2 separate regions of the Homo sapiens genome follow, and region 1 is linked to region 2. A link is an interaction called in ENCODE POLR2A ChIA-PET data of the cell type or tissue named here. Cell type or tissue: A673. All regions are shown on one strand. Region 1 overlaps RRP7A (ribosomal RNA processing 7 homolog A). Region 2 overlaps BIK (BCL2 interacting killer).

Region 1 (5,000 bases), 600 kb after region 2:
AGGAGGGGTGGGGCATGAGCAAGCCAGCTTCCCCGGGGCGCGCTGTCTGACCCTGCCCCGCGCCTCCTCTCACCCCCAGATCTAGCGCAGCTGCGCAAGAAGTTCGAGGAGGACAAGCAGAGGATCGAGCTGCTGCGGGCCCAGCGCAAATTCCGACCGTACTGAGCTGTGAGAGCCGCAGTGAATGGCTGGAGGTGCAGGGCCAGGAGGAGGCGAGGCAGGGCCTGCAGCGGTCTCTGAGAGGCCGAGCTCTGGCCAACGGGCCCCAGGTTGAAGGCCACCGCGTCCAACAGCCCCATCAGAGTCCACACAGGCCAGGAGGGAAGGACCAGGCCACCCCTCGGGTCTTGTGCTTCAGCAGTCCTGGGGACCCAGGCGTGCCGAGAGGAGGACTTGTCCTTCCTGCTTCTTGCCTCCACACCCTCCTCTCCAGGACCCTGGATGAATCCGTTCTGTGCTTCCTTTTCCCTCAATGCAAAAGCCCTTGCTGGCAACGAAAAAGCCTCAAAAGCAGTGAGAATACAAGAACCTTTTATTTTCCATCCAGTTGGGCAGCAGGGAAAGGCTAGGTGGGCCCAGCCCGCCCTTCCTTCCTCCAGCTGGCTGGAGATTATTAGCCAGGAGACAGCAGCCCTGGAACCCAGACTCTGTCTCCCCCTTGAGGTCACAGATGTTGAAGTTGGAATCTCGCTCCTTCCCCTGACTACCATCCTAGGCTGGGCCTCAAGACTAGTGAGGCCTGTCCCCACCATCCCTGGCCTTGTTGTGGGGCTCAGGAACTCAGAGTCCCAGTGTTGAGTCTGGGAGCACTAGGTCTTCATAGTTCCAGGCCCAGAGCTACAGCTGGGCTGGGAGCGTGTGTGTGCACTGTAAGAAGGAGCTGATGATACTGGCCACGTGCTGGGGTTCGCTCATGTGGACACAGTGATTGCCTGGGACTTCCACAAACTGGAACCGCTGGAGAGGGGAGGGGGTGGGTAGTGAGATGTGGCCAGAGGAGCCTAGGGAGCTCCATGGGCCCCGGGGTCAGGGCCCTCCCACAGCATTCCAGCTCCCTGCAGGTCAGGAGCGCCTCCCACAGTGAGTTTCCCCCACACTCGGCTCCTTGGAGCCCCGACAGTCCATAGCACCCCAGGAGATGTCTAACCTTAGGGACTTGGAGGCCTCCCAGGGGTCTAGGCCAGCTGAGTTGTGAAGTTGCATGGCAGGGACAGGGCAGGGCCGAGGCCAGGGTTGCTGTGATTGTATCCGAAGTAGTCCTCGTGAGAAAAGATAATGAGATGACGTGAGCAGCCTGCAGACTTGTGTCTGCCTTCAAGAAGCCAGACAGGAAGGCCCTGCCTGCCTTGGCTCTGACCTGGCGGCCAGCCAGCCAGCCACAGGTGGGCTTCTTCCTTTTGTGGTGACAACGCCAAGAAAACTGCAGAGGCCCCAGGGTCAGGTGTAAGTGGGTAGGTGACCATAAAACACCAGGTGCTCCCAGGAACCCGGGCAAAGGCCATCCCCACCTACAGCCAGCATGCCCACTGGCGTGATGGGTGCAGAGGGATGAGGCAGCCAGGTGTTCTGCTGTGGTTTGGGAGCCTATAAAGTGAGACTAGGCTGGGCATGGTGGCTCCCATCTGCAAAACCAGCACTTTGGGAGGCCAAGGTGGGCGGATCGCCTGAGGTCAGGAGTTTGAGACCAGCCTGGCCAACATGGTGAACCCCCATCTCTTAAAAATATAAAAATTAGCTGGGCATGGTGGCAGGTGCCTGTAATCCCAGCTACTCAGGAGGCTGAGGCACGAGAGTCGCTTGAACCCGGGAGGTGGAGGTTACAGTAAGCTGAGATCTTCCCACTGCACTCCAGCCTGAGCGACAGAGTGAGACTCCATCTCAAAAAAAAAAAAAAAGTGTGACTATTAGCTGGGCATGATGGCATGCGCCTGTAGTGCCACCTACTCAGGTGGCTGAGGTGGGAGGATCATTTGAGCCCAGGAGTTTGAGGCTGCAGTGAGCTATGACTGAGCCTGAGCAACAGAATGAGACCCTGTCTCTCAAAAAATGTGGGACTGTCTCTGGCAGTTGGGTCACCTAATTGTGCCTGGCCCCAAGAAGGAGGGGTGGGTACTTGAGGATGGTAAAGAACCTCCCCACCAAAGGTCTCTGTTTCTTAAATTCTGATTACATGTGTCCCCAGGCCTCTAGGGACTGATCACTGGAGCATGAGGCCTGATAGATCCTGGTGGTCACTTGTTGGGCCTGGGGGCAGACCAGGGGTCTTTCCCAGTGCATGAGAAGAGATGGGTGAGGTGGGACCAGAGTGGGCGACAGTGGCTGGACACCAGCTGCCTGAGCCCCGCCTTACCTCTTTGAGGGTGGATTTCATTGTGTCTATCATGAACGACAGGGACTCCTTGTCAGAGTAATTCTCTCTTGGATCAAAATATCCGTGGACTGCTCTGGAAAGTGAGGAGTTGGGGGTTGTTGGGGTTCATCTTAGAACCGCCTCCCAGCGGTGCCCCCATCCTGCCCTGGGTTCAGGCCTCTGAGGAGAAACCAAAGCCTGGGCTACCCCAACTCCCACAGCTGGGTCCCTTGACCCTGGGTTGGATTTGAGGCTCAGTTAATCTCAGCTCACGCTCAGCTGGCACAAGCCAGGCGCAAGCAAGTGCTGAAGGCACAGCCTTGCTGGGGCGCAGGGAGTTCAGGACTTGGTCACAGTCAGCCCTGAACAGCAGAGCTGGGATCTGAACAGGCGCTGGAGCCCACACTTGCTCTGAGAGAGAATTTATGTCTTCACAATCCTCCCATTGAAAGTCTACAATCCTGGCCGGGTATGGTGGCTCACGCCTGTAATCCCAGCACTTTGGGAGGCTGAGGCGGGTGGATCACGAGGTCAGGAGATGAGACCATCCTGGCTAACATGGTGAAACCCTGTCTGTACTAAAAATACAAAAATTAGCCGGGCTTGGTGGTGGGTGCCTGTAGTCCCAGCTACTCCGGAGGCTGAGGCAGGAGAATGGCGTGAACCCGGGAGGCGGACCTTGCAGTGAGCTGAGATTGCACCACTACACTCCAGCCTGGGCGACAGAGCCAGACTCCATCTCAAAAAAAAAAAAAAAAAAGTCTACAATCCCGTGGTTTTTAATACATTGAGTTGTGAGACCATCGTCACAATTACATTTTCATCACCCCCAAAGAAATCGCAAACCTCTGAGCTTACACACACACACACACACCCCACCCCCCCACCCCCAACAGGCTTCCGGTCCTGAGCAACCATGACCTGGCTTTGTCTCTGCCGTGTGTCCTATTTGGACTTGAACGTGAATGCAGCCATACAACACGTAGACGGTTGTGTCTGACTTCATCCACTTAGTGCGATGTTTTCAAGGCTCATCCATGCTGGAGCCCATGTCAGTGCTTCGTTTCTTTTTATGGCTTAAAAATCGTCTATGGTGGGCCACGCACGGTGGCTCTCGCCTGTAATCCCAACACTGGGAGGCCGAGGCAGGCGGATCATGAGGTCAGGAGATGGAGAGCAGCCTGGCCAACATGGCGAAACCTCGTCTCTACTAAAAATACAAAAATAAGCCAGGCGTGGTGGCGGGCGCCTGTAGTCCCAGCTACTCGGGAGGCTGAGGCAGGAGAATCGTTTGAATCCAGGAGGCAGAGGTTGCAGTGAGTCGAGACTGGGCTCACTGGTTATGGAGCCTTACCTGGGCATGCCCCCCGCTGACACCTGTGGAAAGGCATGGGACAGCCCCGGCCCATCCCCTGCTGCCTGAGCCCTCCCCTCCTCTGACCTTCCTCCTTCCATGACCCTGCTGCCAGGGGGGCTTCCCAAAAAAGATCTTGAGTCTTAGCGATGTGGTCGACACGCAGAGAACTTGGAGCCTCATGCCAGGGCCCCCTCCCAGAGATTCCTGGCGCCCATGTCTCCTTGGGGGGTGACTGAAGGGGATGGGTCCAGACTCACTTGATCAACAGGACATGGGCCTGCAGCTTCCTGATGGAATGCGCACACAGCTCCCTGCTGACGAAGTCAATGCTGTTCTCTGCCTGCAGAGACAAAAACATGGTGAATTCTCGTCACAAGGCACAGGCACTCTCGTGGGCACGAAACCCATCTCTGTTGGGGTGGCTAAGCCCTGGCGAGGGCACCTTAGCCACCCACCCTGGGTCTGAGCCCAGGACCCCACATCACTGCCTCATCGAAGGCTCTTTAGCCCCTGGTGGCCAGAGACTCCTGCCCTCTCCAAGTCTGTTCTCCCCTCTTCCTGGGCTCGTGGCTACCCAGCCTGACTCCATTTCCAATACTCCTTTGCCACCAGGTATGGCTGTGTGATTAAAGTCAGAGAAGTGAGTTGGGCCACTTTTGGGCCTGGATTTTAGGACTTAGGTGTGGCCCTTCCACACCCCTTTCCCAGTCCATAGGCTGCACCTCACGCTGTCCCCTGCCAGCCTGGGACAGGCTTCTTGCCAGGAGAAAGAAACTTGCTGGGACCACAGTGCAGGATGGGCACTCCGTGATGGCCCCAGCCAGCCTCCTCCGCGGCCCTGCCTGCCCTGTCTTGTGACTGTTTTACGTCTGGATGGCGGGGATGTGGCCAGCTTGAGTGAGATGTGCTGTAGGTGTGACACGAAGCTGGATTTGGAAAACAGCATGCAAAATAATGCAATCAAGCTTTATGTTGATTACATCTTAAATCACATTGTGGATGTTAAATAAAAATATGAGAAGAATTTATAGAACCTTTTTTTTTTTTTTTTTTTGCTCTTGTTGCCCAGGCTGGAGTGCAATGGCGTGATCTCAGCTTACCGCAACCTCCGCCTCCCGGGTTCAAGCGATTCTCCTGCCTCAGCCTCCCAAGTGGCTGGGACTACAGGTGTGTGTCACCACTCCCGGCTAATTTTTGTATTTTTTGGTAGAGACAGGGTTTCACCATGTTGGCCAGGCTGGTCTTTAACTCCTGGCCTCAAGTGATCTGCCTGCCTCGGCCTCCTAAAGTGCT
Region 2 (5,000 bases):
TTAAAACAAGTTCTGGGCCGGGGCGCGGTGGCTCCCTCCTGTAATCCCAGCACTTTGGGAGGTCAAGGCAGATGGATCAACTAAGGTCAGGAGTTCAAGACCCCCCGGTCAACATGGTGAAACAGTGTCTCTACTAAAAATACCAAAGTTAGCCGGGCGTGGTGGCGGGCACCTGTAGTCCAAGCTACTCGGGAGACTAAGGCAGGAGAATCACTTAAACCTGAGAGGCAGAGGTTGCAGTGAGCCAAGATCGTGCCACCGCACTCTAACCTGGGCAACAGAGCAAGACTCAATCAAAAATAAAAAATAGGCCAGACGCGGTGGCTCACACCTATAATCCTAGCACTTTGGGAGGTTGAGGCAGGTGGATCAACTGAGGTCAGGAGTTCACAACCATCCTGGCCAACATGGCGAAACCTCATCTCTACTAAAAATACAAAAACTAGCCAGGCGTGGTGGCGCACGCCTGTAATCCCAGCTACTAGGGAGGCTGAGGAAGGAGAATCACTTGAACCCAGGAGGTGGAGGTTGCAGTGAGCCGAGATCGCGCCACTGCACTCCAGCCCCCGCGACAGGAGTAAGGCTCCATCTCAAAAAAAAAATAAAACAAGTTCTGAAATGCTGAGGCTGAAGAATATGAAGACTGCTCACCCTGGCCCCGACCCTGAGGCTTGAGAGGCAGGTACGGCCCCTGGGCTCCACTTCAGTGTTTGGGTCTCCCCTATGAACTTGCACCCAGCCCTTTCACACCCCAGCTCCTCCTTTACATCCTCCCTCTGTTACCAACATCCCCCAGGCAGGCACGGGGGACTCACTGCTTCCTTGGGGCTCAGGCACAAGTCACTTCCTCCCCACCCTCCCCAGGACAGAATTAAATGCTCCTCATCTGTGTTGTCCCAGCACCTTGGGTAAACAGACCTGGATTGGGCACTCAGCCCATCAAGGTCTCGTTAAATGTTTACCTGTGTGTCTGCCCCAGCCAGTCGGGAACCTGCATGGCCCCAGAACAGAGCAGGGACCCAGTGAAAGCCGGTGAGAGGATGCAGACAGCCTGAGAGTTCACTGCAAAATCCTGAGAATGAGGGAAGGGGTTACTCTGGTGCTGGGCTCACGATGGCAGGCTGTTCCTGGCTGGGAGACCCTGGACTGGACAGTATCACCTTCTGTTAAAGGGCAGGAGGGAAAGCCCCATGGGCAGATGTAGCCCTGAGAAGGAGGTGAAATGCTGCATGCATGGTATGCAGTAAGTGCCCACTAAGAGGCAGCTCTCATTCTGTGAGCCTGTTGCTCTGCGAGGCGCACACCCGTGCTGACCACCTCACGGTCCGAGCTCGGATTTATCTTCATGATGCGCCATTGTCTGCACAGGGAATTTCAGCTCCTCCTGGAATCAGGTAGCTCTCTTTGCCCTCACATGAAAGGGAGCCTCTAATCTCGAAGATACTGTCACACACAATAAATGTCATCTCTTGGCCAGGCACGGTGGCTCGCACCTGTAATCCCAGCACTTTGGGAGGCTGAGGCGGGCGGATCACAAGGTCAGGAGTTCAAGACCAACCTGGCCAACGTGGTGAAACCCCATCTCTATTAAAAATACAAAAATTAGCCTGGTGTGGTGGCACGCGCCTGTAATCTCAGCTACTCGGGAGGCTGAGGCAGGAGAATCACCTGAACCCGGGAGGCAGAGGTTGCAGTGAGCTGAGATCACACCACTGCACTCCAGCCTGGGCAACAGAGCAAGACTCCATCTCGGGGAGGGGGCGGTCAAGAATACTTGATCTTAAATATCCAAAATGACAGGGACCCTCACTCAAATAAACAAGTGAGCTTTTCTCTCTTTGCTGCATGGCTTTTCAGTTTGGCTAACTGGGTGCCAAGTTCTGTCCCACCCCCAGAAAAACAGGTTTACCATGCAGTGCCTGGCGAGGCCCAGTGGTGTTTTGTATTGTCACATCCTAATATTGACACTAGGAAAATCAGCTGCCCTGTGTGCCCGCCCCTCTCCTGCCTGCCTCGGGGCCAACAAGGAACTTAGGGGCCACGGACTGATTTGCTCACATTCTATGTTTCTCCCAGGGCCCAGCCCCAACCAACCAGTGGCAGGACAAAGGGAGGCTAGGAAGTGGCCACATGTGTCCAGTTCAGACACACTGCTGGCTTCCTGGTGACCACCAACAGTAAGACTGGTGCGGAGACTTCCTCCATACGGCTCAAACTGTTCTGAGCACAGACGGTAGTCAAAATCTCATGGGATCCGCTAAGTCTGCAGCAGGGGAAGCAAAAAGCCATTAATTGTCTACACATTTAATAGGTTCACTAAAAACAGGATGCTTTCCAGGGAGAGGGGAAAATACCACCAGCAGTGGTGTCAGCTTCAAGACTCACTGGCCAATCAAGCCCTTCCTCAATTACATCCTTCCGTTGAGACGGGATCAGAAATGGGGGAAAAAAAAAGTACACGGTTATGAGTAGTCTCTGGTTTATCTGCAGCTCTGTGACACAAGACGTAATTTTTTTTTTTTTGAGATGGAGTCTCACGTTAGCCCAGGCTGAGTGCAGTGGCACCATCTCTGCTCACTGCAATCTCCGCCTCCTGGGTTCAAGCAATTCTCCCGCCTTAGCCTCCCAAAGTGCTGGGATTACAGGCAAGTCAAATGTGTAAGAATCTTGAGCCGGGTGAGGTGGCTCACGCCTGTATTCCCAGCCATTGCACTCCAGCCTGGGCAACAAGAGCGAAACTCCGTCTCAAAAAAACAAACAAACTTACAATAACTAACATGTATGCAGCCTCTCTATCCAGCCATAGAGTACCCAAGCTGTAACAGACACTGGGGATCTACCATTTGATGCTTTTTTAAATTTTCTTTTGACAGAGAGTCTCCCTATGTGGCCCAGGCTGGAGTGCCATGGTGTGATCTCCGCTCAGTGCAACCTCTGCCTCCCAGATTCAAGCAGTTCTCCTGCCTCAGCCTCCCAAGTAGCTGGGATTACAGACACACGCCACCACGACCGGCTAATTTTTGCATTTTTAAAAGAGACTGGTTTTGCCATGTTGGCCAGGCTCGTCTCACAACTCCTGACCTCAGGTGATCCATCTCCCTCGGCCTCCCAAAGTGCTAGGATTACAAATGTGAGCCACCATGCCCAGCCTAATGCTCCTTTTTTTGAGACAGGGTCTCACTCTGTCTCCCAGGCTAGAGTGCAGTGGCATGATCAGGGTTCACTGCAGCCTCAACCCCTCCAAGCTCAGGTAGGCCTCTGAACTCAGCCTCCTGCGTAGCTAGGACCAGAGGCACATGCCACCATGCCCGGTTAATTTTTTGTATTTTTGGTAGAGACAGGGTTTTACCATGTTACCCAGTCTGGTCTAGCCCAGTCTAGTCTCCTGAGCTCAAGCAATCCTCCTGCCTCAGCCTCCCAAAGTGCTAGGATTACAGGCACGAGTCAAATGTGTGAGAATCTTAGTCTTAACATCCTTAAGACAATTAAAAAAAAAAAAAGGGCCAGGCATAGGGGCTCACGTCTGTAATCCCAGCACCTTGGGAGGCTGAGGCAGGAGTATTTAAACACTCAAGCCGGGCGGGGTGGGTCACACCTGTAATCCCAGCACTTTGGGAGGCTGAGGCGGGTGGATCGCCTGAGGTCAGGAGTTCGAGACTAGCTTGGCCAACATGGTGAAACCCCATCTCTACTAAAAATACAAAAAATTAGCTGGGCCTCGTGGTAGGCGCCTGTAATCCCAGCTACTAGGAGGCTGAGGCAGGAGAACCGTTTGAACCCAGGAGGCCGAGGTTGCAGTTAGCCGAGACGGCGCCATTGCACTCCAGCCTGGGCAACAAGAGCGAAGCTCTGTTTCAAAAAAAAACAAAAAGAAACAAAAAACACCCAAACTGTGCCATTCCTGAGAACTTATTCCAAAGGCGTGCCCAAATTAAGTAGAAATCGGGGTGAGTCTTAACTCCAGGGAGGCTACTAACTTGAGAGGGGCTTTCACCTGGCCAGAAACCTCAGGGATACATTTTGCAGAGTGAACAGAACAAACTGAGGTTCAGAGAGATGGAGTGGCCCTTCCGAGGCCACAGGGCTGGAGAGTGGAAAGAGGTTTTGGCTTGGGTTCCATAAAGGGCCCTTGGCTTCTAGCTAGACAACCCTGGCATTTCTGTGCCTCCTGGGACTGAAATCTCTGTTTCTCCACCTGGAAGATGAGGCCTCCTGCTCCCAGGGGCAGACAGATGTTAAGAACTTCCCGGCGCTAGTGCCCACCAGACTGCGCTCCTCCTAATGCGGGGACATGAGGCTGACACCAATGCTCCCTGGGAAGCTCGGGCTCCCAGACCACAGTAAACACTGCGTTAAAACAGCAACAAAAATGTTACAATAGTAAGAGCTACAACAGTAACATCAACAACCACGTCCTACCCCACGAGTGGCTCATTCTAGCAAAATTGACAATGAAGGGCTTGAAAGCGATCGCATTTAGGAGGCCAGAGCCCAGACGACGACCAGCTCCGAACCCCACAAGCCTTGTCGTGACCGCGCCCCGCAGGCGGGGGGCCCCCTCGCGGGTCACCCGCAGGGGCGCACCTCCAATTTACCAAACAAGGTCGCATGCCCCAGCCGGGCTCTAGTCCCCGCCCAGTCTGGGGCGCACCTGTGCAGGGCGCGTGGGCAAGCGAGGGCGGGCGGCTGCGCGCCGCTCCGTGTGCACGTTCCTGTTCCGGACTTTCTGGGCGTCCCGTTACGAAGCCTTTCCTCGGCCCTTCCTCAGGTGCGCAGCGCCTCCGGGAGCCGGTCCCGGCGGCACCGGGCACGACGCCATCTTCCCTCTTTTAAGGGCACCGGGGCTGTGCGGCCGCGGCCGTGGGCTGGCGTTGCCGCGCTACGGTCTGGCCGGGTCCGCACGACCCCAGAGTTCGGAGCCGGGTGCCCGGAAGCCGCACTGGAGGACTGTGCGGCGGCGATGGGGCGTCCAGCCGTCGCGGCGAGACGCAGAGGGACCA

The links. ChIA-PET counts read pairs that join two places held together with the same protein. Peaks named below come from ENCODE experiments on the same cell type or tissue, not always from the same donor. Only the 100,000 strongest peaks of a DNase experiment are listed, where the experiment ranks them.
Region 1: POLR2A ChIA-PET joins it to region 2 with 7 read pairs; 3 of 35 experiments call an interaction of 5 or more read pairs at or near these places.

The regions. Positions count from the first base shown.
Region 1 is chr22:42,508,075-42,513,074 of GRCh38, reverse strand. RRP7A (ribosomal RNA processing 7 homolog A) reads left to right here. Exons shown (of 7, transcript NM_015703.5): 7 at 80-4,731. The coding sequence ends at 165. It also overlaps the pseudogene SERHL. Among named protein-coding and RNA genes, the nearest start is that of RRP7A, 9.2 kb to the left of the region's middle. RefSeq lists enhancers at 3,344-4,042, 4,043-4,742. In A673, a CTCF peak has its summit at 644 (motif pointing left); no DNase peak of the experiment used is centred here.
Region 2 is chr22:43,111,072-43,116,071 of GRCh38, reverse strand. The region is part of intron 1 of BIK (BCL2 interacting killer); the gene reads right to left. Among named protein-coding and RNA genes, the nearest start is that of BIK, 2.8 kb to the right of the region's middle. RefSeq lists a silencer at 4,453-4,672 and an enhancer at 4,697-5,000. In A673, no CTCF peak of the experiment used is centred here; a DNase peak (open chromatin) is centred at 2,351; H3K4me3 peaks cover 578 bases; H3K27ac peaks cover 336 bases; H3K27me3 peaks cover 238 bases.